Regions from separate parts of the Homo sapiens genome. Here all the other regions are linked to region 1. The links are chromatin loops, found by intact Hi-C in ENCODE. Cell type or tissue: Panc1. All regions are shown on one strand. Region 1 overlaps TBPL1 (TATA-box binding protein like 1). Region 2 overlaps LOC124901404 (a long non-coding RNA gene). Region 3 has its middle 32 kb from the start of TBPL1. Region 4 has its middle 12 kb from the start of SLC2A12.

Region 1 (8,000 bases):
AATATGTTCTGGTCAATGAGACATAAAATAAAATGGTTATGTATCCTCTGGGAAGTCTACTTAGAGCAACCAACTAAGCCAGCAAGGGCTCCTTTGCCTTTCTGCCCTTTTTCATTCTTGCTGTCTAGAGGTTGGATATGAGAGCTAGAGCTCAAGTAGCCAATTTTGCACCACGAGACAATGAGGATGAGGATGGTAGAACAACAAGATAGAAGCAGCCTGGCCCCTGACGCTGTGAATCTCCTTATTATCCCTGTTCTTCTTAATTCTAGACCTCATGAGTATGAGAGAAAAATCAGTTTCCCTCATGTTGGATTTCTGTGATATACAGCCAAACCTAATCCTAACTGTTGCACATCCCTTGAGGATAAGCTACCACAAGGCAACTACTGAAGAAGAAACTTCATGCGAATCAACTATCAAATTTACTATTTTACTTGTTTTTATATCAAACAGGAGAAAACAAATTGACTCAGATTTACTACTTTGAGTTCTACTCTACTCTGAATTTACTACTTTGAGTTCTGCCTGAGGGGACAACACTAAGGACAATATAAGTAAAACTAAGTCAAGAAAAAAAGGGGTAAAGAAAATCTGTGTGAATGCAAAAAAGAAGCCTTGAAATTCAAAATTGGTGATTTTTCATCATTTCAGCAACTTAAATTTTAAAAATAAGGTCATGGGAATAGTTCATAAGTTACTAAGTATTCATATTTTTATAATATGAGTAACCTGAAAAGCAGGCTCAGAAAAGATTGCTTTAATAAGAAGTTTTCAATTAAAGATGCAATATAAAAAGTCAGTACTTTTTTAAAAGAGGCAACCTACATAAAAGATCACATTTTTCGAAGCATGAAAAAAGGTCCACTTGCAATCAGTTCATCTGTCTTGTAGAACGAGAGCACAGAACTGGATATTAACAAAGATTTACTTTCTAAAGCTAAACATATTATATCCCTTTTCAATAGGATAATTAGAATGACAGTCCAACGAAACAGACAAATCTCAATTTCTTTTTTTTCTTTTTTTTTTTTTTTGAGACCAAGTCTCGCTTTGTTGCCCAGGCTGGAGGGCTGTGACGCGATCTTGGCTCACGGCAACCTCCGCCTCCTGGATTCAAGCAATTCTCTGCTTCAGCCTCAGGCACCCACCACCATGCTCAGCTAATTTTTGTATTTTTAGTAGAGACAGGGTTTCACCATCTTGGCCAGGTTGCTCTTGAACTCTTGACTTCGTGAGCCACTGCCTCGGCCTCCCAAAGTGCTGGGATTACAGGTGTGGGCCACCGCGCCAGGCCGACAAATAGCTCAGTTTCTACAAAGCATCTGATTGCCTAACATGTCCCTTGTATTTTTAAGTGTAGTGACATAATTTATCGATGGGTTAAACAGGTCTAACTAAATATTAGTAGTTCAAAGGCTTAGGTTATTCTTGAAAACACAGACTCACCACTTTGTTTAAATTAAAACAAGAAAAACAATAAAACAGCTAAAGGAAAGATGGAAACTAATTCCCAGAAGGGAACAAATATTCCAAGTTGTTTATGACTATGATGGTACCTACAGTTAAACACCAGAATCACCTATTTCCCCTACTAAATTCTAAGCTTCTTGAGGTGAAAGACTCTTTTATAGGTCTATATATTCCCATGACTCAACATCGTATCTGAAACATTGTAAATGTTCAATTATTTGGTGTATGAACGCTATGAAATCGAACATTTCAAACTCTTAACTATATTAAATTTCTCATCTACCTAGAATTCCAAATTATTTCGTTTAATTCTAAGCATGAAAAAAAAACTGTTAGCAAGGCTGAAACTATTTCCAAAGCCACCTATTTTCACTGAATGCAAAAGAGTTAACGATCTTTTTTTCCTACAAGCCCTTTGACACAACATTCATGAAAATGCATATACAGTACATTTCATTATATTTCATGGTGGTTTATACATGATTTTTTTAACTGGTTGTATAGATTCCAAGGGGAATGTGTTTAAGCAACTCCACCAAAAATACAGCATTTGAAAGTGACATTTAAACTCACAAGGCTATTAAGCCTGCTAATCATGGCACTACCATATATTTAAGATATACAAAAAGGCAAAAAGAACACAATGAACATCTACGTACCTATCATTCAGCTTAAAAAATAAACATTACAATACAACTGATGCCTCCCCATGCTGTTCTTCCAAATCACATCCTCCTCACCTTTCCCTCCAGAGAAAGCCTCTACTTTCAATTGCAGTCTTATCATTCTCATATATTTCTCTTAAACTTGTTATACACAGTGTTATATTCCTAAATCCAATTAATTCTTGATTTTTAAAAGATTATTGATGAATCTGGTTTGCTAATACTTCATTTAGTTATTGGGTAGAATTAGCCTATACTCTTCCTTTCTTGTATTGTCCTTATCTGGTTTGAGCATCAAGATTATACTAGACTCATTAGACAATTTAAGGTGGCTTATTTCTTTTTTCTTTTTTAATTCTCAGGAAGACAGGTTAGAAGACGTTACCTGAAGATTATCTGGAACTGTTTCTTGTTTGATAAATTTTTAAGACAATTTCTAATTTTTAAATTAGATTGAATTTAAACTTTTAAATTCAATTTCTTTAAGAGTTTTAAAATAATTCATGTCTCTGTTTTCTTCAAGTCTATTTTGCTTAATTAAATTTTCCATTTCTTCTAAATTTTAAAATTTACTGGGCATACAATTCTTCATGGTTGTCTTAATAATCTTTTAAAGTCTCTGTTGTAGCCTACTTACCCTTTTTTCACTGTAGTATCATTTATTCCTGCTTTTTATTGCTCTCGTCAATCTTGCTTTTTTTCCACTTTGGTTTCTTCTCAGAACAAACTATCAGTAGCTGATCCTCTCTAGTGAATTTTTTGCCCATGTCCATTGTTTCCTTCCTTCCACAGATTTAATATATTCTTTTTCTAATTTCTTAAATGAAAGTATTTAAGTTGAATACTTAATACTTTAGTTTTTAACTGTCTTTTCTTGTATAAACATTTAAGACAATTATAACCCAGTGTCTTAGGTGTGACTGAAGTTGGATATGTGTTTTCATTATCCCTTAATTCTAATGATATTAAAATTCATTTTTTCTTAGACTAATCATTTATTTAGCAGTTCTTTGCATTTACTAGTAATTGAGGAAATGCTAACTTAAAAGAATAAGATGACACTTACTTATATTGGCAAATATCAAACGATGTTGAAAGTGTGAGTAAATCTGTGTTCTCTTACAGTCTGGTACAAAAACTTTCTATAGGAGATACTCTGGCTGTGTGTATTCAGATAATTTAAAATGTAAATATATGTGGAACTATAGTCAACCAGTAACAATAAGAAATAACTGAACTCGTCTGGGCACGGTGGCTTACGCCTATAATCCCAGCACTTTGGGAGGGCAAGGTGAGTGGATCACGAGGTCAGGAGTTTGAGACCAGCCTGACCAACACGGTGAAACCCCGTCTAAAAATACAAAAATCAGCCGGGCGTGGTGGTGCACGCCTGTAATCCCAGCTACTCAGGAGGCTGAGGAAGGAGAATTGCTTGAACCCAGGAGGCGGAGGTTGCAGTGAGCTGAGATCGCGCCACTGCACTCCAACCTGGGTGACAGAGCAAGACTCCATCTCAAAAAAGAAATAACTGAACTGACCAAAGTATAATAAGATGATATATGGCAATTTTATTTATAACAGAAACAACCTGCACATCCAATGAAAAGGAACTAGTTAAATACAGTACAGTCTTATATAATAGACTACTAAATGGAGTTTATAAATTATAAAGCTAGACAGATGTAGAGATGTAGACAGAGGTCCATAATGTTTGCCAGAGTAGAAAAAATTATATGTCTAATTATGAGTTCATTTTGGCTTATGTATCTACATATGCACTTACATAGTTATATCTGCCAAAATGTTAACAACTGTTCTATTCAGAGAATTGGCACAGCAGGGTGACTTTTTTTTTTTTTTTTGGTAAAGTCTGGATGCTTTAAAATAAAAAAACAAATATATATATATATGTTAGGTTTAATATAAGAAAAATAGTTGTTCCCATTCTGATTTAAATACAAATACCAATTATTTGCCCACTGCCCAAGGCCTAATATTAAGACATAGCTTGATCAGGTGTTTTGTCCTGTTTCTCAAGGAAATGGCTTAGTGTGATTTGTCAAATATCTTCTCATAAAAAAAGCAAACTTCAAAACTGTAGCCCTTCAGGAAGTGGCATATTTCTAGCTTTCTATTAAAATACATCATAGAAGTTAAAGCACATTCTTCCTCACTCAAAGATTTTGTGTACAAGAACACATCATCTGTATTTTTGGTCCTCTTTCTAGTGGTATTCAAAAACATTACTCCAGCAACTACAATGAATTGAAACCTTAAATGGAAAACATCGCCACCTTCTGGCTTTTACGACAAATTGCATCAAAGACTACTGCATTTAAAATTTTCCACACCAGGAAAGATATTTAAACTGAAAGGCCACAATAAACCCTGTCATAAAAACGAAGCAAAAATAAATCTAAAATCTAATTGAAAGCCAAGAGAATAAATAAACCTGAGAATACAGAAAAGAAGAATCTAGCTACTTAAAGTATACTCAAGTTGAAGCTGAGGATACAGGGGAATGGGCCCTAAGGTTCTAACCACAAAATTACCATCTATGATCTAAGAAATGGCAGAAGCAGGGGAGGACTGATAATAGACCGATTTGCAAACACAATAGGAACCCACATGGTCTCCTAGAGATAGCTCTTTTCTAAAAGAAAGACAGGCCATTCAAAGTAACCTCACATCCTTTATAAAGCTCCCCAAATAGTAGATTAGGAAATAGACATTTTGTGTCCCAATCCCAACACATTACTTGACAGTCTCTCAACACATGCCTAGAATCAGGATGAAGAAAAGCTAACATTTGCCTTTTAGAACGATGTTCTTTCGTATCTGTTTGATAGTATAAAATAAGCCTTATAAAAGGGGGCTCTGACCTAGTGTTCCCATTTAGCTATGTGACACTGGGCCACTTACCTAACCGCTCTCTAAATCCTCATTTTCTCATCTATAAATTGGTGATAATACCACCTGTACCTCACAGGGTGCTTTTAAGGATTAAATATTATTATCCATGCCAAGTATATAGCATACAGTATGTGTTCATTAAATGGTGGCTATTACTGACAGATGGATTCACCAATAGTTGAATATTAATTGTATTATTTAATGAATTGATGCAAAACTTGAGAACAGTTACAGATGAGGGGAAAAAAACAAACAAACAAACAAACAAACAAACACCAAGATCATAATAGGTTAGGCAAGGGTCAGCACACTACAGCCAATGGGCCAGTGCCTGTTTTGCAAAAGTTTTATTGGAACACAGCCATGCCCGTGTGTTTCCATAATGACTACGCAGCACAACTGAGTAGTTGTGACAAGAACCAAATGAACCACAAGCCTAAAATATTTACTCTCTGGCCCTTTAAGAAAAAGTTTGCTGATTACTGGACAAGCCCAAAGAGGCACTACCAACAAAATAAAATTTATCACTGATAAATGTAAGGCCCTTATTTTTAATTAAAATGACAAAATGTCTGTATAACATGGTCCTTGATTAGATCCCGGTTTTAACAAATCAGTATAAAAGATATTTGAGAGAAATTTGAGTGATTTGAGTGGATCTGAATAGATCTGAGTGACATGAAATTATGAAATTACTGTTAATTTTGTTAGAAGAGAAAATAGAGTGGTTATGTAGACAGACTTTTTTTAGAGATGTAGACTCAAATACTTGGGGGAATGTCTTGTCTGCAATTTAACTTTAAAATCTTTCACTGTTTGAACTCAGTAACAAATACATTGAGATACAATTTCAGATGACTCTTGATGTCTGGAATCTTGCCACCAAACAAATTTGGATAATCTATTCTAAGATAAAGCACAGACTTGTATAGTAGTTATCACAGTATTTTAGCACCAAAAAATGCTGTATTACTGCTTTACCTTTTAACGATTATTAGATCAAGATGACAGAGATTACATCCAACTAAAAAGCTTTTGCACAGCCCAGGAAACTATTAACAGGGTGAAAAGCCAACCCACAGAACAGGAGAAAATATGTGCAAATTATATATCTGATAAGAGATTAATATCCAGAATATATATATGAAATTCAACCAACTCAGCAAAAGAAATAATCTGATTAAAAAATAAGCAAAACACCTTAACAGACACTTCTCAAAAGAAGACATACCAATGGCCAACAGGTATATGAAAAAATGTTCAACATCACGTATCATAAGGAAAATGCAAATCAAAACCACAATGAGATACCACCTCACTCCAGGTAGAATGGCTATTATAAAAAAACAAACAACAACAACAACAACAACAACACCTATGTATTGGTGAGGATGTGAAGGAAAGGGAATACTTTACACACTGTTGGTAGGATAGTAAACTCACATAGCCATTATAGAAAACAGTATAGAAGTTCCTCAAAAAATTAAAAATAGAACTACCACATGATCCAGCAATCCCACTGCTGAATACATATCCAAAGAAAATGAAATCAGGATGTTGAAGAGATTTCTATACTTCGCTATTTACTGCAGCACTATTTATAATAGCCAAGATATGGAATCAATCTAAGTGTCCAACAGTGGAAGAATGGATAAAGAAAATGTGAATATTATTCAGCTGTAAGAAATCTTGTCATTTGTGACGTTAGTGAACCTGGAGGACATCATGTTAAATAAACCAAGCCAGACACAGAAAGACAAATTCCTCATGATCTCACTTGTATGTGGAATCTTAAAAAAAAAAAAAAGTGTTATCATCGAAGCAGAAAGAAGAGCGATTAACAGAGACTGAGGAGAAGAGGATGAGAATGAACGGAGGTTGGTCAATTGATTTAAAATTACAATTGGATTGGAGGAATAAGTTATGGTGTTCTGTTGCACAGTAGGGTGACCATGGTGAACAGTAAAGTATATCATAAAATAGCTAGAAGAGAGGCTTTTGACTGTTCTTACCACAAAGAAATGATAAATTCATGAGGTGACAGATGCCCTACCCTGATTTGATCACTATACAACAAATCTGTACCTCATAAATATGTATAATATGTACAATCATGTGTCAATTAAAAAATAAAAAACCAGCCTGGGCAACACAGATAGACTCAATTTCTACAACAAATTTTAAAATTAGCCAGGTATGGTGGTGCATGCCTGTGGTTCCAGCTACTTGGGAGGCTGAGGTGCACTGAACCTGGGAGGTTGAGGCTGCAATGAGCTATCATGGCACCACGGCATTCCAGCCTGGGTGACAGAGTGAGACCCTGTCTCAAAAAAAAAAAAGCAAAAACAAAACAAAAACAAACCTTGGTGACAGATATATGAGTGTTCATTATGCTACTCTCTCCACATTTCTGCCTAAAAGTTTCCATAATAATTTCTAACAGCTGTTTAAGATTAGGACTTTATTTAATAATAGGTTATATTAAGACAACATGGGGTTCAAAATGTACTGTATTACTTAAACAAACACATATACACATAAACTTAGGTTAGATAAGAATGTCCAGACCAAAGAGAGTAATAGCCTTTGCTATTGAAATATCTACAGTATCCAGAATTTATCAAATTATTATTTAAAGATACTAAAGATATTATTTCCAAATATCCAAAGCAAAGTACGATGGTGTGAGATATAAAAACAGTGAGCTGTGTGAAGAAAATCTTAGGACATTTAGCATAAGAATGGAAAAAGAGTAGTTGTTCTCAACTGAATAAAAAAGAAAATTGACAGAGTCAATTGAGGTCACATGAAAGATCTCATGAAGCCACACAAAAAACCAGATACTTAACACTGCAAAGTGGTGGGCTCCCCAGAAGATTCGTGTCCAAAAAGGGAAGGCAGAGCTAGATAATTAACCAACAGTTAGGAGTGGCACAAAACAAGTCTTCT
Region 2 (8,000 bases), 120 kb before region 1:
GCCCGGCCCAGTTATTAATTTCTTGTCAGATGAATAGTTTGCAAATATTTTCTTACTTAAACTTGGACAGTGTGATATATATATGAAGTGTGAAGGCCCTAGGATAGGTTATTTGACATCTGAAGCATGTTTTCCCTAATCAAGAATACATGCTCCAGAAGTGGTTAGCATTTGAAACACTCTAATCAGGCAGCCTCCCTGCAGAGGCTACTCCTACAGGCTTCGGTGATTTCCATCTGCACTATAAGGATTGTTTACCAGCATAAGAGCTGTTAGAATTCATTTTTTAATTGTTGAAATGAATGGTGTTCAAGTTATGTGATTTGCTAAAAAATATTATGCAAGAATGGTTGCCCTTGCATGAGCTGGGATATCAGAATCCAATGAGTGCAGCTTCCCATACCTTTCAAATTTCTTGTTCTAGGGCTCCAAAGAAAACCTGATCATGCTACTTTAAAATCACACTAGGTTAGTTAAATCTTCCTACTAAAATATTGTTACATTCAATGAAGTTTTTATGCAAGGTAGTCACAGAGCTTGTAAAAACAGATTATATAGCTGTTATTGGGCCAGCTTGCTAAAAGCTATTTGTTTGAGCCATAATTCAACCTGAAACTTGCTTTCATCATAACATATACCTGATAGTAAGGTTGTGTGGGAACACCTCTCACTCTCTACTACCTTTAGTCACTGGAGACTACTGACGTGTCCCAGCAATGATCTGTTTCTAATGGTTGGACTAGCTTAAGCCAGTTTAAATCCAGGGAAAAGGCTTGTTTTGGAAATGTATCTACACAGTGTCTGAGAAAATCTATGCTACTTATTTGTATTGATGAAGCACTTTCTTTTTCCTTTCCTTTCTCAGTAGTTTATAATAAGAATTTTCTTAACTTTTGAAAATGAATGGATAACCAGGGTCACCAGGCAATCGAAGAAAACACATTCAATTCAGTAATTCTTTTGGCATTACTATGAGGATTAAGTCAGATAATGTGTGTTAAATGCTTAGTATTTATCACTTAGCACGTATTCTATAAGTGATAATTATTACTTTAGATAATTAAATGTAAAATCTGAGAAAAAGTCAATAGAGCCCCTAAAGTTTCATTTTTTTCAATAATTCTCACACAAACTCAATAAATTTTAGAAAATTCCTCCTATCTGGTAGGCACTGGGAGTATAGTTGTGAAGAACTGGCAAAGACCCCACCTTGATGAAGTAGACATCTTAGGGCAGAGGCATACCACCAACAAATAAATCCATAATATCATGGAGTGACTGGTGCTCCAAATTAACATAGGGCTCAGCTGGTTCAGGGATGGAGTGTAATGGGATGGAGTGAGGAAGGGGATGGCTGCCTTTGTTAGCATGTTTCGGGGAGCCCTGGATGTAGAAGTCACATTTAAGCAGAGGTTCTGAGTGATATGAGGAAGCAAGTCATTGCAACATCTGGGAAGAGCGCTCCAGGTGGGTAAAACAGCAAGTGCGAATACTCTAAAGTGGGAATGTTCAGGCAGAGTTAGAAGTCTTGTGAGACTGGGCACAGTGTGGAAGAAGAAGGTCCAAGGAAATAAGGTCATTCCTGCCCGGTTTCTGTGCAGCCTGGAGGCCATTCTAAGGACTTTGGATGGAATCTGAAATATGAGATGGAGACATTGAGGAGTTAGAAGAGAGAAGGCTCATGATCTGGTTGACACTTATAAAAAGTGAATTAGAAGACATTTCAGTAGTCCTGGGAAAGAAGATGGCAGCTTGCCTAGGGTATTAGCGATGGTGGAGATGAAAAAGGTCAGACGAGGGCTGTATTTTGAATGCAGAGCTGTTGAGTTGTCTATGGACTGACTTTGAGACGTGAGACAAAAAGAGAAGCTAAAGATGGCTTCAACCTGAGTAATGCGATGAAAGGCCATGTGGTTTGCTAAGGATCATCCTTAGTGGGATGAGAGCACCAAGGAGCAGGCTGGGAGGACTTGAAGGCGTGTGATCGTTAAACACTAGTGTTAGATGTGTTGCAGCAGTTCTCTGTAATTAGTCTAAAAGCCCTCATGTAAGAAAAGTGACCATTCAGATTTAACAAGATTGGGATTCAGAAAAGGAGACAATGACTAGAAAATTGGATTCTAATAGAGTTAAGACAGAAACATCTGGTAACAGTTTCCTCACATCTCTGGCACTGGGGAATAGGGGTTATTAATTGAATTGCACTGTGTGTTCATTGTGATTTGTAGCATATGTATGTGACTGAGACACAGATATTAATATGGAAGAATTTCCTCCTCCTCATGACCTTCTGAGGACTTCAAGGGGCCTGCTTTACTCTTGGGCCTTTTTGGTATTGATTAGGGTAATTGATAAAGAGAAGATTTGGCAGCAGCTGAGAAAAGATAGGCAAATTTACACCGGAAAGGGCATGATCCTACAGAAAAAAATTGTAAAGTGAAGAAAGGGGAACAAGAGGCTGACGGGAGACAAGAAACAGTGTGGGAACGTCACAGTGAATTCCGGCTCAGGGACTATGTGATCCGGGAATGGCTCGGCCATTTGTCTTCTATAATAATATTCACATTCTAGAAGCTGTTTTTAGTAATTAAATGCTGCATTTTTAAAAGCATTATCCATTTTTTATTTGCTTATAGACATATGTTTCAAATCTTGGCACCATAATAAATTGGATTTGTAGAAACATGTGAACATTCAAGATAGAAATACTGCTTTAAAAAGGGTTATAACTTGAAATGACCCTCAATTAAACATATTTTAAGATCTTAAATAATTTCAAGAAGTAAAAATTAAAACTTTAGTAAAATTTCAGACTTTCCATTATGTTTTGCTATTGTAAGATTATGAAAACAAACAGATTAATATCTTAGAAATCAGAAGTGTTCCAAAATAACCAAGAAGCTTTCTTTCATGTCTACCTTAGGAAGAAATATTAATAATAATAACAACTAATATTCACTGAGCACATATTGTGTGCCAAGCACTGTCCTGAGTATGTCTATTTTATGGATGAGAAAGCAAAGGTACAGAGAGCTTATGAAGGTCACACAGGTAGGAAACAGCACAGCCATGCATATCCGTGCTCTTAGTCTCTGCAGCAAATTGTGAAATTCTTTCAGGAAGCCAATTTGAATAAAATTCATAAGAATTTTAGTTCTTAAAGAATTTTAGTTTCTCTTTTGCTTTAGTTAAAATCTCACTAGGTTAGTTAAATTCTGCTACTAAAATATTGTTACATTCAATGAACTTTTTATGCAAGGTAGTCAAACTAAAACAAAAGCTAAAACAAAGCCTCCGCTCTCCATCCATCACTTCATTTTATAAGCTATTATAGCAACTTCACCAGCAGATGGCAATGTTGGCTTGGAAAAGTCTGGTGAGCCCACTGCAAATGATTCAAGGGCCAGAATTTTCTGGCACTGGAGAAAAAAGGAGCTGCTTAAGGCTTTTTGAAAGAAGATTTTTGTTTTTGTTTATATAATGATACTGTTGCTTTATTATTTTATGACTTCTCTCTAACCTTCAAGCATTAGCGTTAGACTTGTAGCGAAGGAAAATTCTAGAAACCTTAAAATCACAAGATTTCTGAAACAACACTTTGATTGGACTCATTTTATCAGAGACAAAAAATGTCTGCATGACAACAGACATTAAGTATGCTTACTTGCCTTTTTTTTTTTTTTCTTTCTTTTTTGAGACAGAATCTCGCTCTGATCCCCGCTGCCCCGCCACCCGGGTGGAGTGCAGTGGTGCGATCTGGGCTTACTGCAACCTCCGCCTCCTGGGTTCAAGCAATTCTCCTGCCTCAACCTCTTGAGTAGCTGGGATTACAGGTGTGCACCACCACACCCAGCTAATTTTTTATATTTTTGGTAGAGACAGGGTTTTGCCATGTTGGCCAGGCTGGTCTCGAACTCCTGACCTCAAATGATCCGCCCGCCTCGGCCTCCCAAAGTGCTGGGATTACCGGTGTGAGCCACCGCACCTGCCCTCTTACTTGTTTTTCAAAAATGAAGACAACATTTTAAATTGTAGTTACTTAAAAAGAGATGCAAAACATGTTTTCCCCAGGACTGAAGTACTATAAGATCATAAGATTTAAAAGCTAAAAGGTAATTATAATTTTAAGCTCATTAATTATATTGCAGTTTCACTGAAGTCGTATAAACACCATAAAATAAGATAAATAAGATCATTTAATAGAAAAAAAATCCCTTAAATCATTTGTCTTATGTAATGTAAATGTCGTTTGTAAATATTTACTTGCCTGATTTTCCCAAGGTATTTGATTTTCTCGCTCACTCTATGTTTTCCATAGTAGTAGCTAAAATCACTTTTGTAATGAACTAATGTCAGCAATGCCATAAATGCTGAATATTTCAGGGAGTCCTTATATTAAAATTAAAAGAAACTTCTCTAAGCAACTTTGTTGGGGCTCAAGTACTAATTTATATGGAATTACCTGCTGTTAGTGCCTGTCACGAGTTTTAAAATCATGAACAAGTTTAGACAGAGAATATCTCCTTCAACTTACTAATCTCTTATAAACTGATTATACTCATTTTGAGATTAATCATTCTGAGGTTTTCATTACTTGTATTGGTGCCGCAAAATGGTAAACTTGTACTGAGACTTATTAGTTCCAAACACAAATAATAAGAACCAGTAGACAATTTTCCAAAGTGGATGGCAGAAAGTTTGGCTCTGTGTGACTTAATTTGTTCATTTACTCATTCATTCCTAATTTATTTTTTTCAATAAACGCATACCAAGCACTAAGATATTAGGGCTATAGGGTTGATGAAAACTGTCAAAGTCCTGCCTTGAAGGAACTTACATTCTAAGAGGCTTATAATAAAAGCTCATGTTTATTAACTGTAAGACATACTTACTGTTATAGTGACATTATACTGACTACTGTAAGCAATACTCTTATTTAATCTTCATAATAAATGCATGAGTTTGGGGCTGGGTGTGGTGGCTCACGCCTGTAATCCCAGCACTTTGGGAGGCCGAGGCCAGCAGATCACCTGAGGCCAGGAGTTAGAGACCAGCCTGCGCAACATGGCAAAACCCTGTCTCTACTAAAAAATACAAAAATTACCCGGGCATGGTGGCATGTGCCTGTAGTCCCAGCTACTCAGGAGGCTGAGACAGGAGAATTGCTTGAACCCAGGAGGCAGAGGTTGCAGTGAGCTGAGATTGTACCACTGCACTCCAGCCTGGGAGATAGAGCGAGACTCCATCTCAAAACAAAAAAAAAAAAAAAAAAGAAAAAAAAGCATATGAGTTTGGTTCTAATTTACATCAAATGAATAAATATCAAGTAACTTGATATCTTATAGCATGATAGTTTTACCTTGGAAATGGGTGTAAAATTTATTTTTTGGTTGCCAAAAAATGCCATTTGGATAATAAGGGATTGTCTATGGTTTAGATGAAACTGATTTGATCCATCAAAAAGATTTACTGAACAATTACTATGTGTCTAGTACTCTGCTATAAATTAGGTAAGAAATGGAAAATTATTCCCTTCCTATAAGCCACATATATTCTAGTTACATAGCTGTATTCATTTTTATTCCATTATTTAAGATGGCAACCCGTGAGGAGTCTCTGACCCATCCTCTTCCTACTTCTTATTAAAATTCTTGGGAAAAGAGTATCCAACAGAGCCAGTTACACAGGAGGGTTGACAAGTGGCAGGCATGGGAGCAATGGTGCATGGACTCAGGGTTTCAATCTGAGACCTCCTATTGAAAAAAAATAAATAAATAAAAAATAAAATTCTGAGGAAAAGAGAAATATATAAAAACTTGCAGCACTGAAAATCAAGACTGGTAATATTCTAGACCCTAAGAGAAATGTTTCTTAACTCTCAGGAATGGCCTGGGTTGAAATGCCCAGCCTGTGCTGTGACACAGGAAACTGAACAGCCTTAATACCTCCCAAACCGTCTACCCCTGCTCCAGAAATGCAAGGACTGGACTGGAAGGAAAAATGAAAACAAAAAAACTCAGGCATCTCTTCCTCCCTGCTGTGACTGCAACTCCCAGAAGACAATTGAACTAGTAGAGAATGCATTGAATCTTGGGCTATGTAATCTCCTAAGTAAAGTACTCTAAGCAGAAAGTGCCAGCTCTGTAAGGAATCACTTTTCATATTCTCTTTGTGTTCAGTGTCAGAGAAATAGTAGAAGAGGTAAAATACAATCCCATTGGTTCCACAGAACAAAGCTAGATGTAAGCAATTGGTTAGCTGCTAGAATTTGGGCTAGGAGCTGAGTATACTAACCTATTAAACAGTTATAGACCTAAAGAGAACATTTAACCCGCATCCAATTGTCAGACAGTAAAACCAAAAACATCATCCACGCTCTGGCAAATTCCAGGTCTGTTAGGTAACCCCTCATGGGACTATGAATAGGCAAAGAAATAAGAAAACATAGTGTATCCATTAGCAGACGATGCATAGCAAGGCATAGGTTTTTCCCCAAGGCCTATCTCATGATCTTAGGGACATACAACAATAAATATTTATTCTTATAAATGTTTGAGTCAGGTAGGGATTGGTTGATCTAGGCTGGCTTAGTTGAGTATATTTCTCCATAGAGGTGAATACTTTCTAACAGTAATCTGTGATACTACACATAAACAAAAAGCATGGGAGATTTTGAAAATGTATTACCGAACCAAAGAAGAGATTCCAGATATTGGAACCCCCCCGCCCCCACCAAAAGCAAGCAAACAAACAAAACCCTCTAAAAAAATATATAAAAATGATTATAGAATCCAGAAGAAAAATTGAGAGGTTAAAAAAATGCTTTGAAATTTTCGAGAGGATTCAAAATGATATTCCTATGTAAAATAAGACCAGCAAGTTATAAGACAAAAGACTGAACAGATTTCAAAAGTGCACTAAGACAATGAAAGTAGAAAGATTATGAAATATTTTAAATGAATTTCAAAATGCAGAAATCAAATTAAAAATCCACATTTGAAGCAATAAAGAGCAGACTTGAAATTGGATAAAAATCAGTTATGATGTATAAAAGCCTTTTCATAATGAAGAGAAGATATTAGAGAATAGACATCTGTGATATGAAGTTAAGAGTTCCCCAAGAAAAACTCAAGCAGTTGAAACAGCAAAAACTATACACATTATTGAGGAAAAAAGTTATCTGAGTTGTGTCAATGCCCTCTAGCCAAAGGCTACCGGGAGCACACTGGTAACTAAACAAGGGTGGTTTTATTGACTTTTCATAACAAAGGAGAAGTGAAATACCATACCATGCTGTGTATGGGGAACTGTGGGGCATGTCAGTAGAGGGTGTGAGAGGACTTACATGATTTTGGCTTGTGTTAGGTGATTCTGGGGAGAGTTCAAACAAGTAAGATTTTTCCCCAAGGTTGGTCTCATGATTGGGTATGTATTAGTTTCTCAGGGCTGCTGTAACAAAGTACTACAAACTGAGTGGCTTCAACAACAGAGATTTATTCTCTTAGAGTTCTGGAGGCTGGAAGCCCGAGATCAAGGTGTGGGCAGGGCCATGCCTCTGAAAGTGGTAGGAGAATATCCATCCTAAGCCTCTCTCCCGGCTTCTGGTAGTTCCTTGGTTTGTGTAGCATAACTCCAGCCTTCACATGGTGTTCTTTCTGTGCGTATATGTCTGTGTCCAAATTTACCCTCCCTATAATTATGGACACCAGCCATACCGATTTAGGGACCCATCCTATAGACGAACCCATCTCAACTTAACTATTTCTGGTGCAATGACTCTATTTTGAAACAAGGTCACATTCTGCAGTCCTGAGGGTTAGGACTTCAATATATAAACTTGAGGATGAGGGGAAGGGACAGAATTCAGTGTATAACAGGTATCCTAGTGACCTTATCAAGAAAGAGAGAATAGAATGATGTCAAAGCTGTAATTGGTAAAGAAGTTGTCACTTAGCTTAGGGAGATATTCTTTCACTTTCAGGTTAGGGAGAGATTTGGTC
Region 3 (8,000 bases), 53 kb after region 1:
AAAACACAATGAAATCAATTAAAAATATCCATCAAAACTAATAAAACTTCAATGAAATAATTGGTCATTAGTATCACTATCTGCCATTTGTCATATATCTACCACGTGCCAGCAACTGGGCTCAGCACTTTATATTCATTGTCTCAGAAGCAACCCTATGTGTTACATTTGTATCTCCACAAAGATGAGGAAAAGTTTTAGGTTGAGTAACTTGGGCAAGTGTCAGGACAACAATTTGAACTTGCTTTGTCTGATTCTAAAACTTCTGCTCTGAAACACTTGATTACATCGTCTCCAAATAAATACTGAAGCTAAGATATTTTCTCCATCACAAAAATCATCAGTGATCAGGAAATTCATCCGTGGAAAAATACTTGAATATTTTCAGTGGCAAGCATTATCAAACAAGGATAGTATCTTATTTAAAAGTACACAGATCTCAAATGGACAAAATCTGTAGGCAAAGTGAACATGACTTTCTCTCCTGAACAATATTGCAGAAGACAAAATTCTTCTCCATCTCCCCCTTTTTTTAGACATTATGCAGATGGCTACCTTTCTTTTAACTTATTTTTTTCTCCAGAGGAGTTACAATATTGTTGATCAGTAATTTTTTCCCCCTGAAACTATGCCTTAGTTGGATGGGGGTGGTAGTATATTTCTCCTCTAAGCAGAGTTGCTTACACTAGAAGTTGATGCTAATTTTCTTCTGAGATGGCAGTTTTATGCGTAAGAGTTGGTTTTAGCACATTTTCTAGGGTATGGAAATTAAACACAGAACCAGTGTTTTCTAGCTCATTCATAAATTCCATCATAATCTTTCTTAATTTTTTTTTGTCCTGGAGACCTTCATACTTTCAAAGAGTTTTGATGAGGTCGTTATTTTCATACCTTTCATTTGGAAAATGCTGGAAGCGTCCTCAGCCTGCACTTTCTCTTACTATTTCACCACTCTCTGGAATGTGCCTGCTGAGCTTGCCCATGAAGTTTTTGGCCCACCAGCCTCTTCTCACGTGTAAGCCCAATCTTAGCAGGTTCAACTTTGCTATCAATTCAGCTTTGAATCATGAATTAAAGCTAGACGGAACTTTACAAATCACCTAATTCAGTTTTACAAATAAGGAAAATACCACTTTTTCTACTAGTTTCCTCCAGGGCATGGTTCTGCCTATTTGGTTTCTGAGGATTCTCCTTTCCTTTTTTCCCTAACTGGATACCTACAGCAGCAGTCAAGATCCCTATTGTGAACATACAGAAAAGGAAATGAGAGACAAGGCTGCCACCATGTGGTGTAACAGGTGAACAGGAAGGAGGGGTTTATACAGAGAAGCATAAGAATTGGGAAGCTTATGAAAGGTGAATGTCCATTCATTAGAACAGTAATTGTCAACCGTTTATAATTGCTGTCATGACTCGGTGAGATCTACAAGTTTCTGAAATCCTCCTTATGGTACATCAGGAACTCCTGGACAGCCATTAGACCTAGCCATGCAGCTGCCTTAAAACTTAGGAAGATTTTATAATTGACAGATGTCCATGGATTGAGAGGTCTATAGAAGGCCCTTAGGAATATTTTTTATCTAAAAGTAGACCTACATATGTTTAATTTTATTTTATAAAATCAAATTAAGTAAACCAATATTATGGGATATTACACTATTAACCTTCTTTTTTTTGTGTTCCCATCTTTTTTACCATCAGATAGCTTTGGCATGATAGTCATATTCTATACATGAGATTATTTAATTAAATCGAATTTAAAAAATGCTAAGTGAAGCAAGTATTTAAGAAGTCAATATTTAAATAGGTTTTGCTTTCAGTAGTTACATAAGTTGTATTCTAGTTTGAGTGTCACAGAAATGGGCATGAGATATATTTTTGTTAAACATAAGAGGGAAGCACAAGTGAACTCACTGCTCGAGTTTCATAAAAGCCACTCTGTAGATGTGATGCTCCCAGCAAGCTGACCCAGGGTAAGAAGCAAGGCAATGAAAGATCAATCCACCAAAAATACTGTAGCAGCTGCTATCCTTGTCCTAGACAATCACAAATTGCTCATGGCATGTACCCACATATCTGCACTACTTCACCCAGAATCAGTGAGAACGGGCAGGGGGCAACATATCAGCGGCTCTTCCTCTGCTAATCTAAAAGAATTAGAAATAGGCTGCTCCCTATAAAATTGCCTGACATTCTTAAAACAGCCTAATAATCTCAAAGGAGCAATTTCCTTTATTAATTGAAAGCAGCTGAAAAATATATTAGCCTCATTTTATATTTTTAAAGCTTAAATATCTAAAGTATTGGAAACAAAGAAAACTGTACATCAGAGGGGAAGCAAAAGGTGACTAGATTGGGCCCTGGCCTCATGGCATGGTCAAGATGTTGAGCCGGCCAGGCGCGGTGGCTCATGCCTGTAATCCCAGCACTTTGGGAGGCCAAGGAGGGTGGATCAATTGGGGTCAGGGGTTCCAGACCAGCCTGGCCAACATGGTGAAACCCTGTCTCTACTAAAGTTACAAAAATTACCCAGGTGTGATGGCATATGCCTATCATCCCAGCTACTTGGGAGTCTGAGGCAGGAGAATCACTTGAACCCAGGAGGGTGGAGGTTGCAGTGAGCCGAGATCGTGTACTCCAGCCTGGGTGTCAGAGTGAGACCCTGTCTAAAAAAAGAAAAAAAAAGTTGAGTCCTGGAGTAAGACTTATTTGGACTAAAATACCAGTGTCACCGCTTAGATGATGACTTTGGTGAAGTTATTGAACCCCTCCCGTCTTCAGTTTCCTCATCTGGAAAATAGCCTGTCCTCTGGGTTGTGGCAAGGATTATAGAGGTAAAGCCATGCAGAGCACTTAGCACAGTGTCTAGCATTTACTCAGCACTCCATAAATGCTAGGCTAATAGAATCACCCAGAACTAGAGATGTGAATACAGCTAGATTCTGAGCACACTCACAATGAAAGTTAAAGAGAAAAGCTTAACTTCTATTGCATTTTTTAGACATTTACAAAAAATATGTGTCATCCAAAAAGCAATAGTTGAATGCCTGCAGGATTTCTCAAAGGCAGGACCTTAGTTGAGGCACCACATTTTCAGCTTAGAACTTGGAATTTCTTAGCACATCACATCAAAAAATTAGTCCCTTTGTGAAAAGTTCGTCCTGAGTTAGTGACTAGAGCACCAATATTCTAGTCAAATGATCTTACATTCAGAGTTTTAGATTCATCACTTACTAGTTGTGAGTTCTTGAACTTCAGTTTTCTCATATTGTAAAGTAAGAATAACGGCCGGGCGCGGTGGCTCATGCCTGTAATCCCAGCATTTTAGGAGGCTGAGGCAGCCGAATCACGAGGTCAGGAGTTCAAGACTAGCCTGGCCAATATGGTGAAACTCCGTCTCTACTAAAAATACAAAACTTAGCCGGGAGTGATAGTGGACGCCTGTAATCCCAGCTACTAGTGAGGCTGAGGCAGAAGAATCGCTTGAACCCGGGAGGCGGAGGTTGCAGTGAGCCGAGATTGCGCCGCTGCACTCCAGCCTGGGTGACAGAGTGAGACTCCTTAAAAATAAATAAATAATAAGAGTAGTAGCAAGTACTTATAGACAGCTTACCAAAAGTATAGCACTCACTATGTTACCACTGCAGCAGGGAGATAATGTATGTAAACACCTATCCTAGAGCAAGCCTCAATAAGTTTATTTTATTACCTTGGAATTCTTTGATGGTGGTGTCTAGAGAAACCCTGGGATTTAGGAATTTGGGAATGGACTAACAAATCCATTTTGACTTATGAATGGAAAAAGAAGAATATAGGAGGAAATGATTTGGCAGTGTTCCAGTTATCAATTTGTTGTCTCTCAGCTCCAAATCCACTCCTGGTTGCCTGTTCAGCTGGAAACCCACTGTTCTGGAGCCAGTCTCTACCAGCATCTCTCCTTTGCAGCTGGCACGATGCTAAACTTTATCAGTAGAGGGCGCTGGAGGGACACTGTAAGGAGAAGTGTTTCCTCTTTCGAATTCATCCACTGTGCCCCTCCTAGCAGGATTTTACTTTTCTATTATTTTATTTTATTTTATATTTTATTTTATTTTATATTTTCGAGACAGAGTCTGGCTCTGTCCCCAGGGCTGGAGAACAGTGGTGCAATCCCGGCCCCCCGCAACCTCCACCTCCCGGGTTCAAGTGATTCTAGTGCCTCTGCCTCCCGAGTAGCTGGGACTACAGATGCCTGCCACCATGCCCGGGTAATTTTTGTATTTTTAATACAGACAGCATTTCACCATGTTGGCCAGGCTGGTCTCGAACTCCTGACCACAAGTGATCCGCCTGCCTCGACCTCCCAGAGTGCTGGGATTACAGGCATGAGCCACCGCCTCACCCACTGTGCTCCTCCTAGCAGGCTCCTGCAGACCATGCTCCTGCAGCAGGTGTGGCCTCCAGCAGCATCTGGTGGCCAGAACACAGCCACTCCCTTGTGGAGATCTCCATCCATCGTCTCCTCAGGTGGCTTTACAGCGACTTCCTAGGTGTGGCACCTTTTGTGGGTGGCTTTCCCCTTAAACCCTAGAGGGCAGTTTCCCAGTAATTCCCAGCCATGGTTCCCAGCTTGCCAGCCTCTGCCAGCCTGCACCCCAATAGGCAGTTTCCTGCTTGCGAGCTCTAGCTGAAATTCTAGTTTGCCAGCCTTTGCTCAGACCAGCTGTGGGACAGTTATGGCCTCAATCAACTCAGGAACCTCTCCTCTCTCCGGTGAACTTCTCCAGTGAGGTCTGAATCCTACCTTTGGGAAGGGGCCCTCTTTTCCAACTTTGTTCCCTCGCTGGGTATATTCACTCATCCCTAGGGTTCTCCCTTTATAGTTAATCCTCTGCTGCAGTCAACTTTTTTTTTTTTTCTTTTTTTCTGAGATGAAGTCTTGCTCTTTCACCCATGCTGTAGTGCAGTGGCGCCATCTCGGCTCACTGCAACCTCCGCCTCCTGGGTTCAAGCGATTCTCCTGTCTCAGCCCCCCAAGTAGCTGGGATTACAGGTGCACACCACTATGCCCGGCTAATTTTTTTATATTTTTAGTAGAGAGAGGGTTTCATCATGTTGGCCAGGCTGGTCTCGAACTCCTGACATCAAGTGATCCACCCGCTCCGGCCTCCCAAAGTGTTGGGATTACAGGCATGAGCCACCACACCCGGCCAGTAGTCAACTTCTTAAAATTTAATTTATTCAAATTACGTTCTGGTTTCTGCCCTCTGATAGGACACTGACTGCAAAGGTGGGTCATTCATCCAACCTCTGTAAAAACCCAATGAACTCTAGTCTACCATTAATAGGGTAGAACTCTATTCTGCTTTCTTGTGACCAAATTTCCTTTGTCCCTCATATCTTTCTGGGAAATTTTGAATACATAATGGAGATTTTGGTTCTTTGTGTGAGTCACGTCCCTTTTATTAATCTATCCTTGGCTCAGATGTATAAATTTCAGTGAATGGTCAAATCAATATTGATAGGAGCCTGCAAATGTTATGCCTCTTCCAGTTATGAGTTGGTTTAATGAACTGATTCTGTACCATCCTAGAATCCATCTCACTCACACGGCAGCTTACACCTTCTTGGTAAGGTGATTGGGAGAGCCTTCATGGAGGAGATGGCATTTGAGTTGGACCTTGAAGGAAGGATGGAATTTTACAAAACTGAAATATAGCCACAATCATGGGTATATTCCAGGCAGAAGGAAAAGATGCAGAGGTTTAAGCATTTATCCAACGAACATATTTGATGGGGAAAAAGTAGGAATAACATTGAGATGAAGGTAAAGTCAGAGCATGGAAGGCCTCGAATGCCAGGCAAAGAAATATCGAGGAGTATCATGTTTTCATGAAGATTTGGCTTCAGTGTAGAATAGATTGGATTGGGGCATGATTCTGAGACCTAACCAAATTCACGAATGAGAAAATTATTATAGTAGCCAAGATATGAGGCAATTTGGACCTATAGAGCCACGAGGATAGGAAATGGAAAGGAAGGAATAGTTGTACAAAACAATGCAAAGGAAAAATACGTGAGATCCTGAATGGGTGGATGTAAGAGAGGAGACTTTGATAACTGAAGTGGTATCCAGTTTGTGGCAACAGAAACAGGGATCATAGGGAAAACATGTTAGTGCTGATTTTCCAATCTGACAGAAATGTGCTGTGAGGAATGGAAAGTCCCTGTAATAAATATAACTGCTAGGATGATGTAATCCCAAAACTTTATTTATCTATTTATTTAGAAACACACCTAGCTAATTTTGTTTTTTGGTAGAGACGGGGGTGGAGGTCTCACTATGTTGCCCAGGCTGGTCTTGAACTCCCGGGCTCAAGCAATCCTCCCATCTCAGCCTCTCACAATGCTTGGATTACTGGCATGGACCATCATGCCCAGTCCTATTTATTTATCTATTCTCCTATTGCCTCTTTAAAAAGGGTTCAGTGGGGGAAGTTATTATTATTCCCCTGAATGAAAATTTGGCAGGTCCCATACTTTTTGTGCTAATTCTTAGTAGACAATTCTAAGTGTCATAGAGTTTCAATTCAGTAATTATGAAGTCCAATTCAAGATATTAATAGAAACTCTGAACTATTTGTGTTAAACCTCAGCTTGCCAGCACAGATTTGCCTGAGGCTGGAAGTGGGAAAAGGGCATTAGCTGGCTTCATCTTAGTCTCTCTCCTTTTTTTTCTCTTCCTCTACCACTAATCTTGCCAGTTTCTGACCACCAAAAGTTGAAACAGGAAGGGGTGAGTTTGGAGACTCGTAAGGGGAAAGGAAGTATCTTACTAGAACAGGGTATCATTATTATTTGGCTCCATGTATTCTGGATCTGCAGATGTTTAGAGCCAACCTTTTCCTTATGGGAACTGTCCCTTGCCCCAGACAGATGCATCTCCACTTCATGTGGCCCCCTGAGACTCTGTCTGTGGGCTTTAACTTTCTGCTTGGGTTCTTCTGCCTCCCCAAGTGTTCTGCTTGGACTGGGGCCAAGCCGACCTGGTGCCAGCTTGCTCTCTTGTGGATGACAGCTTCTGAGAAATGTGTTGTTAGGTGATTTTGCCATTGTGTTAACATCATAGGGTGTACTTACACAAACCTAGATGGTATAGCCTACTACACACCTAGGCTATATGGTATATATTGCTCCTAGGCCACAAACCTGTATGGCATGTTACTGTACTGAATTCTGTAGGCAATTGTAACATGATGTAAATGTAACATGATTTATATATTTTATATATTTGTGTATGTAAACATAGAAAAGTTACCATAAATATATGGTATTATAATCTTGAGGGATCACTGTTATATATGTGGTGTATCATTGACTGAAACGTCGCTATTTGGCACATGACCATAGATCCCAGCACAGTTTTCCTCTCCTGGCTCTGCTACAAAGGAATTGAGCCTCTGTGGCCTCAGGCAGGAATCATCCCTGGGAAATCTCTCCCACCCCAGGAAATGGCAGGTCTCTCCTTCCCCCTTGAGATAGGAGTGAAATGGGGCTCGCAGCTCAGCGCCATACCACATACAATATCTTCTTTCAAAGATATTCTTCTCACAAAAATCTTCTTTCTCCCCACACTTACCTCTCCCTTTTTATTCTTGATTTGGTTGAGGAGTTCAAGGGTCATGAAGCCATTTTTGGACCAGTTTCTTTACAAATTATTCATAAGGGGTTCTGTCTTGAATCTTACATCTGTTATAGTGTACTATCACAACAAAAACTTCAGTGTGAACATTCTCTTACATAAAGCCTAATCCCAATGGTAATTTTTTTCTGAATTTCTTTTATAAAACATAAACTAGTTATAATTTTTGTGTCAAAATTTATATGTTTACATGTTTTTGTAAATGAAACATATATTCATGTAAACACATAAATCATTTATATATATTAATACATTAGATTTATGGGTTTTTTTCACTCTTTTATTCTAAGAAAATTTTAAGACAGCTTTCATAGCTTTG
Region 4 (8,000 bases), 91 kb before region 1:
TGCTTCTTTCACTTAGCAATATGCACGTAGGGTCCCTCCATGTTTTTCATAGATTGATAGATCTAGTTGCTTTTTCACCATTTTTCAGTATAAGTTGGGGATTGGGCCTGTTTGCTCCTCCTGCAAACTTCAGATCTCAAATTCTAATTCATAGAGAGTCTCCCTCCCTCCCTCCCTCCATCCCTTCCTTCCTTCCTTCCAGCTATAATCTATTTATTTTAGAGTAAGAATTCAAAAATGAGAATACTGTCACAGAAGATGCACATGTATGTTTTTATCTGAACTTAAAAATTTGCTGGTGGAAAATAAGTATTATTTGACATTTGGTTTGACACTGAGGCCGATTAGCATATGTAGCAGATGTTATCTACAGATTGGATCTGTAGTTCCTTGCTTTGACGCATATAATAAAGGAATATGCATTATACAGTACCTTGGAAAATATAGACTCTGCAACTATTTTAACTTATGGTAAAATATTTAGATGCCATCTTTAAAATGTGTGAAGAGGTGTGGAGTTTTTAAAGAGTTTTTTGGGGCCGGGCGCGGTGGCTCATGCCTGTAATACCAACACTTTGGGAGGCTGAGTGGGGCGGATCATGAGGTCAGGAGATCAAGACCATCCTGGCTAACACGGTGAAACCCCATCTCTACTAAAAATACAAAAAAATTAGCCGGGCATGGTGTTGGGCGCCTGTAGTCCCAGCTACTCGGGAGGTTGAGGCAGGAGAATGGCGTGAACCCAGGAGGCGGAGCTTGCAGTGAGCCGAGATCGCGCCACTGCACTCCAGCCTGGGCGACAGAGCAAGACTCCGTCTCAAAAAAAAAAAAAGAGTTTTTTGGCCAGGTGTGGTGGCTCACGCTTGTAATCTCAGCATTTTGGGAGGCCGAGGTGGGTGGATCACTTGAGGCCAGGAGTTTGAGACCAGCCTGGCCAACATTGTGAAACCCTGTGTCTACTAAAAATACAAAAATTAGCCGGGGGTGGTGGTGTGTGCCTGTAATCCCAGCTACTCAGGAGGCTGAGGTAGGAGAATTGCTTGAACCAAGGAGGCGGAGGTTGCTGTGAGCCAAGACTACACCACTGTTCTCCAGCCTGGGCAACAGAGTGAGACTCCATCTCTAAAAGAAAAAAAAAGAGAGAAAAAAGAGAGTTTTTCAAGTTCTTTCATGGTGTAAATGAGCACAATGTTGAGGACTGTATTAGTCAGTGTTCTTTAGAGGGACAGAACTAATGGAATAGATATATATAAAGGGGAGTTTATTAAGTATTAACTCACATGATCACAAGGTCCCACAATAGGCTGCCTGCAGGCTGAGGAGCAAGGAGAGCCAATCCAAGTTCCAAAACTAAAGACTGGAGTCCAACGTTTGAGGGCAGGAAGCATCCAGCATGGGAGAAAGATGTAGGCTGGGAGGCTAGGCCAGTCTCTCTTTTCACATTTTTCTGCTTGCTTATATTCTTGCTGCATTGGCAGCTGATTGGATTGTGCTCACCCAGATTAAGGGTGGGTCTGCCTTTCCCAGCCCACTGACTCAAATGTTTCTCTCCTTTGGCGACACCCTCACAGACACACCCAGGATCAATACTTTGTATCCTTCAATCCAATCAAGTTGACATGCAATATTAACCATCACAAGGACCATCAGCCAGAAGCAACTGAGAGAAGGAGCAAAGGTGACTGTATTTGACACATCAGTTACTCTTCAGGACATCATTGTATGACAACACAATATACTCACTACTCAGAGTAATCCAGAAGATATTCATTCTGGTTCCTACCATATGTTAACTAAGGCATATTAATTAGAATAGTTAAAATAAAATTTCAGAGTGGTCATCAAAAAATTAACTCATTATCTAGTTCCCTGATGGTGGCAAATGTGAATATACTATACATTTTTAACTGCCTACTATGGTGTATAAATGTTTTGCCATGTACAGAAAAAAATGGAAAGTATCATTGAGGATAAGGAATGATAAGATTATATTTTATATTTAGTGGTGTTTGATACTCATCTTTGTCCTATTTTTTTTTTTTTTTTGAGATGGAGTCTCGCTCTGTCTCACCCAGTCTGGAGTGCAGTGGCATGATCTCGGCTCACTTCAGCCTCCGCCTCCCGGGTACAAGCGATTCTTCTGTCTCAGCCCTCCGAGTAGGTGGATCTACAGGTGTGTGTCACCACTCCTGGTTAATTTTGTATTTTTAGTAGAGACAGAGTTTCACCATGTTGGCCAGGCTGGTATTGAACTCCTGACCTCAGGTGATCCGCCCACTTAGGCTTTTGAAAGTGCTGGGATTACAGGCGTGAGCCACCGTGCCCGGCCTTTGTCCTATTCTTCACCAACCCCTCGAACTTGGACAAGCAGATTCCCTTGTCGGTCCTTTCTCAGGGTGGGGCAATGTGAGAATTGCATCTGTAGGGCCCAGGCCACAGCAGCACCTGTTCAGGTTCTGCAGCACCAGTGATACAGACTTAACTAATGTTTTTTGATAATTTTAAAAATTAAAGATAACATGAAAGTAGTAATTCTACTACCTAATAATTAGCGGTTTGCTTTGTAAACTAAAGCCACTGAGTAAGTCACCATGTGGCCAACCACTTAACCATGGAGGGGGCTCAATTTCTCTACCTGTCAAAAGGGGGCGCTGAACTAGAGTCTCTGAGGTCACTTTCAATCCTTACATGTTGTGATTCCTAGTGATGTCATTATAAAGCTGAAGAGAAGAAATGATCAGGAATCATTTTATTTATTCAATTATGACTGCACATCAGAAAAAAAATATTTCAAAGCCCTAGGGTGGTTAGGCTGTGGGTAGAAGACTTTAGAAAAATGCAAATCTCCTCTTCCCAGAAATAGTCTTCTGGAATCCAATCAAGAAAGGTATCTGAATGTTGCGCTTCCGAAAAGTGCTCACTCTTTGATTAACATGTTTACTAACTCCTTTTCCTTAGGTTTCTTAGACTTACCAATCTTTGAACCCGAATTTTCTCTTCTTTCACTCTCAAATGTTTAATTAAGGGGTAGAAGGATCATTCTGAGAAGAGGAAAGTGCAGTTTGCATGAGATCAAATTATTATCCATTAAGTAGATCTAGAGTTGATTGGGTTGTGGAAGGGCTTAAAATGAATTGTGATGAAGGTGAAGTTTGGGGAGAGGCTAGACTCTGACTGCTGGTGAGTTTGTTGGTGGAGCACTCGGAACAGGGTCTGGGGGAGGCCACTGCCACTGCCGAGCTGTCCAGCATGGTGGATGGGTCCCAGTTCTTTTACCTTTTTCAGAAGGCAGATATAAGGTGTTGCTTACGCCTGTCTAGCAGACATTCAGAAAGCAATAAAAAGAACCGTTTTCATCCAGCCAGTGAGTCCTAGATAGGAGCTCCAACAGTGAGGAATTTAAAAGGCTCACCTGCACATCAGAGCTTCCAGAACCCCAGAATCAGTAAGTTGTTTTGAGAACAGATTGTGAGAATACATTCATTTCCAAGTGCCCAGGATAACAGAAAATTTTTTTTTCTTCTACCACTTTACTTCTCATCAGTAAATACCATAGATTAATGATGACTGAAGCGGCAAAGTACCTCAGCCTGTCTAGGCCACTCTATGTTGCTCTGAAGTGGGGCAAGACTCTGGAATTAGGAAAAAGTGCTTAATTGCCACTTACAAGTACCTGTAAAGTTAGAGCAGCCAGGAAAGGGATGGAAGTACTAAAAACTGCCTCATGACATTTTCCTTTTTTTCTGTAGAAATTTTTAAGTGTTCCATTTCTTGTGAACCATCACAGGATAATGACAGCTCTAGATATTAAAAATTCCATTAAAATTTCTTCCCCGAGTGAATACCCTTCCATGTCCAGGGTAACCCCTAGTGGTGTATTCTGTGACACAGACTCTGCCTCCAATGTCAGCACAAAACAGAATAAAATAAGAATTCTGGACATAGTGAAAATATGAACCTGAAGAGGTCATTTATAACAAAAAACAAAAAAATCCAAGTGTCCTTGCTAAACAGAATTTGGGATCTGGGAAGCTGTGAAAAGTTGGTTGTTGGATGTGATGTGATAAGAAAGCAGTCTTAGATCAAAGACTTCAGTCTTTAAGATTCACATTTAGAAAGGAAGAATCTTAGAGTCAAAGAAAGGTCAGGCACGAGTGTAATGAATATAGTCAGGCTGGAAGAGTGTCTGGTCCTTCGATAAGAATGCCTCACTTATCTTCCTCTTTGTATCACCCTGCATTGCACCAGGCACATGGTAAGCATCCAATATTTGGACGGAGGGATAAGTTTCTAAATGAACGCCTGTGCTCCCTTCGCTCTAGGGCCCAAACACACCTGGGCAGGCGTAGATAGAGTGCAAACAAGCAGCTAATAAGTCACAAAAACTGCACAAAGCAGTTGACAGGAGCAGCTCTGAGGATTCAAGTGACTCTCTCTTTCCCTAATAGACTCTGTTACCAACTTGCAGGCTCCCTCTTCTGTCCATTGCACTGGAAGCCTGCTCTTCCCTCCATCTATCAAAAGGGGGCAGCAGACAAGAGAAAATTCAGGTTCGTGGCCTACTGTGAGCTGAGCAACCCCACTCCCACGAAGGACTTAACGCAGATTTCCCAAACTGTGTTCGTTTAAACGTTAGCAGGTTTTTTTTGGGGGGGGGGCAGGGGGGACAGGGAAATTAAGAATCCAAAATTTAAAAGTGCGAGGAAATCTACGCTAAAACTGTTTACACATGTATACAGCAAAATTTCTTAGACATGAAACTTTTTTTATGTCCTGAGAACAGCATATAATGTGAAGAATTTCTCAAAACTTTTTGAATGATGAAACAGCCTCCTCATTTTTTAATTCCACAGAATATCTATTAACATCTCAGTGGTCATACAAGCTCTGCAGAAGATGAGTTTGGAAGCTCTGTCCTAGCAAGTCCCGTCCTATTTTCATGCTGAAGCTGATTCTCTCAGCTTTCCAGTATCGGCTCTCTTTCCCAACAGGGAGAGAAGGATCGCAACTTTGACAAATGCCATTTCATGGAGTAGCCTCTCTGAAGATGGAGCTTGAAGAATGGAAATATACCTCAATCCTTTACACTTGCACTTTCTTCTCCTGGCAGCTATCTCACCACTCCTGGGAGGTAAGGGCAGCCCCCAGATTTTCACCTGGGAGTTAAAAGATCTCACCAGGGGGCTCCAGTTGTGTATGGGCCTCTATGAAATGCTGAGTCAGGCCATGCTATTGTAACTAGAGATGCCTGGACCTTTCTGGTTTTTCACCACTGTTTCAGTTGCCAGTCTCCTGTCATATGCTGCTTCTATCCTTATTTAGAAAGGGAGAGCATGGTTTGAATGGATAAACAAATGGACTAAGCATTAACTTGATTCTCTTCTACAGTTGCTGTTGCTGTTGCCTTGGTGAACGGTTCATATTTATATAGCACCTTAATAGTTTTTAAGATGTTTTCAAATACTTCAACTGATTTTCTCTTAACTAAAATCCTTTGAGAGAGTTTATGTTAGGGAATCTTTGCACTCTGGGTAACACTAGCTAAAAATGAATTTGTTGCTTGGCCTTTGGTTCATAGAACTGAAATAAGAAGAACTGTCTCGGGGAAAAAACAGAATAGCTCAGGAGAAACATGACATAGAAACTGATAAATAGATGGTCTTTTTTGAGTTCTGCCATTGGGAATGGCTGTTCTATTCGGGTGTAGTCTAATGCTACCTCTCAAGACTAACATTTTAGGGATAGAGTATCTAATTGTCATTGCAGGTAGAGAGTGGTAAACATTAATTGACAAGTACATCAAATCCGCATGCAATATGCAATCCCCCCTGCCCTGACCCTGATAAAAAAATTACAGGAATATTGCCAAGAGGAGAAAGCTTTGCTTCTGGGCAAGCAGTTGACAGCTTTGTATGAGGCAAGTATATGTCTCCCTGTGTTAGAGATGATGAAACTGGACCTAAAGGGATTATAAGACTTGCCCAAAGTCATGGATAATAAAGTTCCAACATTAGAATTTATATTCTCTTACTCCTGAACCAATATTTTTTCTCTTTCTCTTTTTTTTTTTTTTTTTTTTGACACAGGGTCTCACTCTGTTGCCCAGGCTGGAGTGCAGTGGTGCAATCTCGGCTCACTGCAACCTCTGTCTCCCAGGCTCAAGTGATCCTCCCACCTCAGCCTCCTGAGTAGCTGGAAATACAGGCATGCACCACCACAACTGGCTAATTTTTGTATTTTTTGTAGAGATGGGGTTTCACTATGTTGTCCAGGCTGATCTTGAACTCCTGGGCTCAAGTGATCCACTTACCTCAACCTCCTAAAATGCTGGGATTACAGGTGTGAGCCACTGTGCCCTGTCCCAGCATTTTTTCTATTATTACTATATACTTCTATGGAGTCCCTTGGATGCAGCAACAGCTATCATTTATTGCAGATGACTATGGTCAGATACTGTTCTAATTACTTTCTATATATTAATTCATTTAATCATCACAAGAAGCTTATGAGATGGCTGCTATTGTTGTCCTTATCTATTAGAAAAAAGGAAACTGAGGCATTAAAGAGGTTCTAGAGCTTGTAAGTGGTACAGCCAGAATTAGAACCAAGACTAGGCCTAGAACCTACTTTCAAAAGGATGCTGCAATGAAACAACATAAGGTTGATCAGAAGTTTGATTGTGTATACCCTTTTCTTCTTCCTCCTTTTCTCCTGGATTTCTTTAAATACATATTTAGTGAGCAACTCAAGGTTTCAGACACCATGCCAAACTCTGAAGGAGTATGAACAAGGTGATCACGACCTTGTGCTCATGGTGTTGACACACTAATAGGGAAAACAGATTAGTGAATTATCACAGCACTCTCTGTTTAATGCTCCGTCTGTGAGAGCAATATGTGCCCTGGGAGCAGAGAGGAGAGCACTTGGCCCAGCCCCGGGGGAGGGAAGGTCAGAGAAGACAGAAGTGCCTTGCAAATGGGGATGGATAGGGAGTGAGCGGGGATAGAAAAGAGGATATCAGTCAGTCCCTCAGCATAGAAGGGCAAGTGTAAAACACAGCCAGGGCCGGATGTGGTGGCTTATGCCTGTAGTCTTAGCATTCTGGGAGGCCGAGATGGGTGAATCACCTGAGGTCAGGAGTTCGAGACCAGCCTGGCCAACATGGTGAAACCCCGTCTCTATTAAAAATACAAAAAATTAGCCAGGTGTGGATGCGGTGGTGGGCACCTGTAATCCCAGCTACTTGGGAGGCTGAGGCAGAAGAATTGCTTGAATCCCAGACGCAGGGGTTGCAGTGAGCTGAGATTCCGCCATTGCACTCCAGCCTGGGCAACAAGAGTGAAACTTCGTCAAAAAACAAACAAACAAAAAACACCACAGCTAGGCCTCACAGAAAACCCAAAGCCAAGACCCTTGTCGTGGGGCCATAGAGTCCTGCTTCTGCTTCATTCTGTGAGTTTCCATTGTCCAGCACTCACGCTTCTTTTATTATGCATGTCCCTTTTGCTCCTGCTATTACAACTTCAGCTTTGGCCTGCTAGGGCCCAGACCTGAAGCCCCAGCTCATATGATCTATTGACACAAACATTCACTATGATGCCGGATACAGCAGCGTGGCCCTCTCAACTTCCATCCTGCCTTCCCTCCCACTGGAGAGATTGATTAGAAAGCTACATTTCCCAGGTTTCCTTGCAGTAGGGGTGTAGATATCAGTTAGATGCACCTGCACGAAGATGAATATGAAGGGAGTGTGTTTGTTTTCTTTTTGTTTTCCTCTTTGGGGAGTTTCTGCTATCCTAGGGAATCAGGCAGATACGAGATTTTCCTGAGGTGACATTCCAGTATCTATAGCTTCCTAGAGAATGCAGGTATGGGAGCAGAAATGGTCTGCTCTCTGGGTTTAAACAATGCATTCCTGAACTCATGGCTCCATTGGGCAGCTCAGATGTAGGAGCCCAGCTGATGAGTCAGCTCTGTATTATTCTGGGAGTCATTCCTGA

Evidence for each region. Peaks named below come from ENCODE experiments on the same cell type or tissue, not always from the same donor. Only the 100,000 strongest peaks of a DNase experiment are listed, where the experiment ranks them.
Region 2: it touches region 1 in a loop (6-fold over the local background); 33 of 110 quality-filtered maps call a loop at or near these places.
Region 3: a loop joins it to region 1, with 2.4 times the contacts of the local background. A loop is called at or near these places in 46 of 110 quality-filtered maps.
Region 4: it touches region 1 in a loop (7-fold over the local background); 99 of 110 quality-filtered maps call a loop at or near these places.

Annotation. Positions count from the first base shown.
Region 1 is chr6:133,970,005-133,978,004 of GRCh38, reverse strand. The region is part of intron 1 of TBPL1 (TATA-box binding protein like 1); the gene reads right to left. The region is part of intron 1 of LOC128092253 (umcharacterized LOC128092253); the gene reads right to left. Among named protein-coding and RNA genes, the nearest start is that of TBPL1, 21 kb to the right of the region's middle. In Panc1, CTCF peaks have their summits at 4,216 and 4,444 (motif pointing left); a DNase peak (open chromatin) is centred at 4,380; H3K27ac peaks cover 3,841 bases.
Region 2 is chr6:134,092,669-134,100,668 of GRCh38, reverse strand. All of the region lies in intron 2 of LOC124901404 (a long non-coding RNA gene), which reads right to left. Among named protein-coding and RNA genes, the nearest start is that of SLC2A12, 44 kb to the right of the region's middle. RefSeq lists a silencer at 7,218-7,287. In Panc1, CTCF peaks have their summits at 3,112 and 3,313 (motif pointing right); a DNase peak (open chromatin) is centred at 3,358; H3K27ac peaks cover 1,166 bases.
Region 3 is chr6:133,917,411-133,925,410 of GRCh38, reverse strand. No RefSeq gene overlaps it. Among named protein-coding and RNA genes, the nearest start is that of TBPL1, 32 kb to the left of the region's middle. In Panc1, CTCF peaks have their summits at 1,073, 1,286 (motif pointing left), 3,732 and 3,943 (motif pointing right); DNase peaks (open chromatin) are centred at 1,250 and 3,954.
Region 4 is chr6:134,060,542-134,068,541 of GRCh38, reverse strand. No RefSeq gene overlaps it. Among named protein-coding and RNA genes, the nearest start is that of SLC2A12, 12 kb to the right of the region's middle. RefSeq lists enhancers at 6,853-7,517, 7,518-8,000. In Panc1, CTCF peaks have their summits at 2,470, 2,671 (motif pointing right), 4,311 and 4,516; a DNase peak (open chromatin) is centred at 4,497; H3K27ac peaks cover 4,743 bases.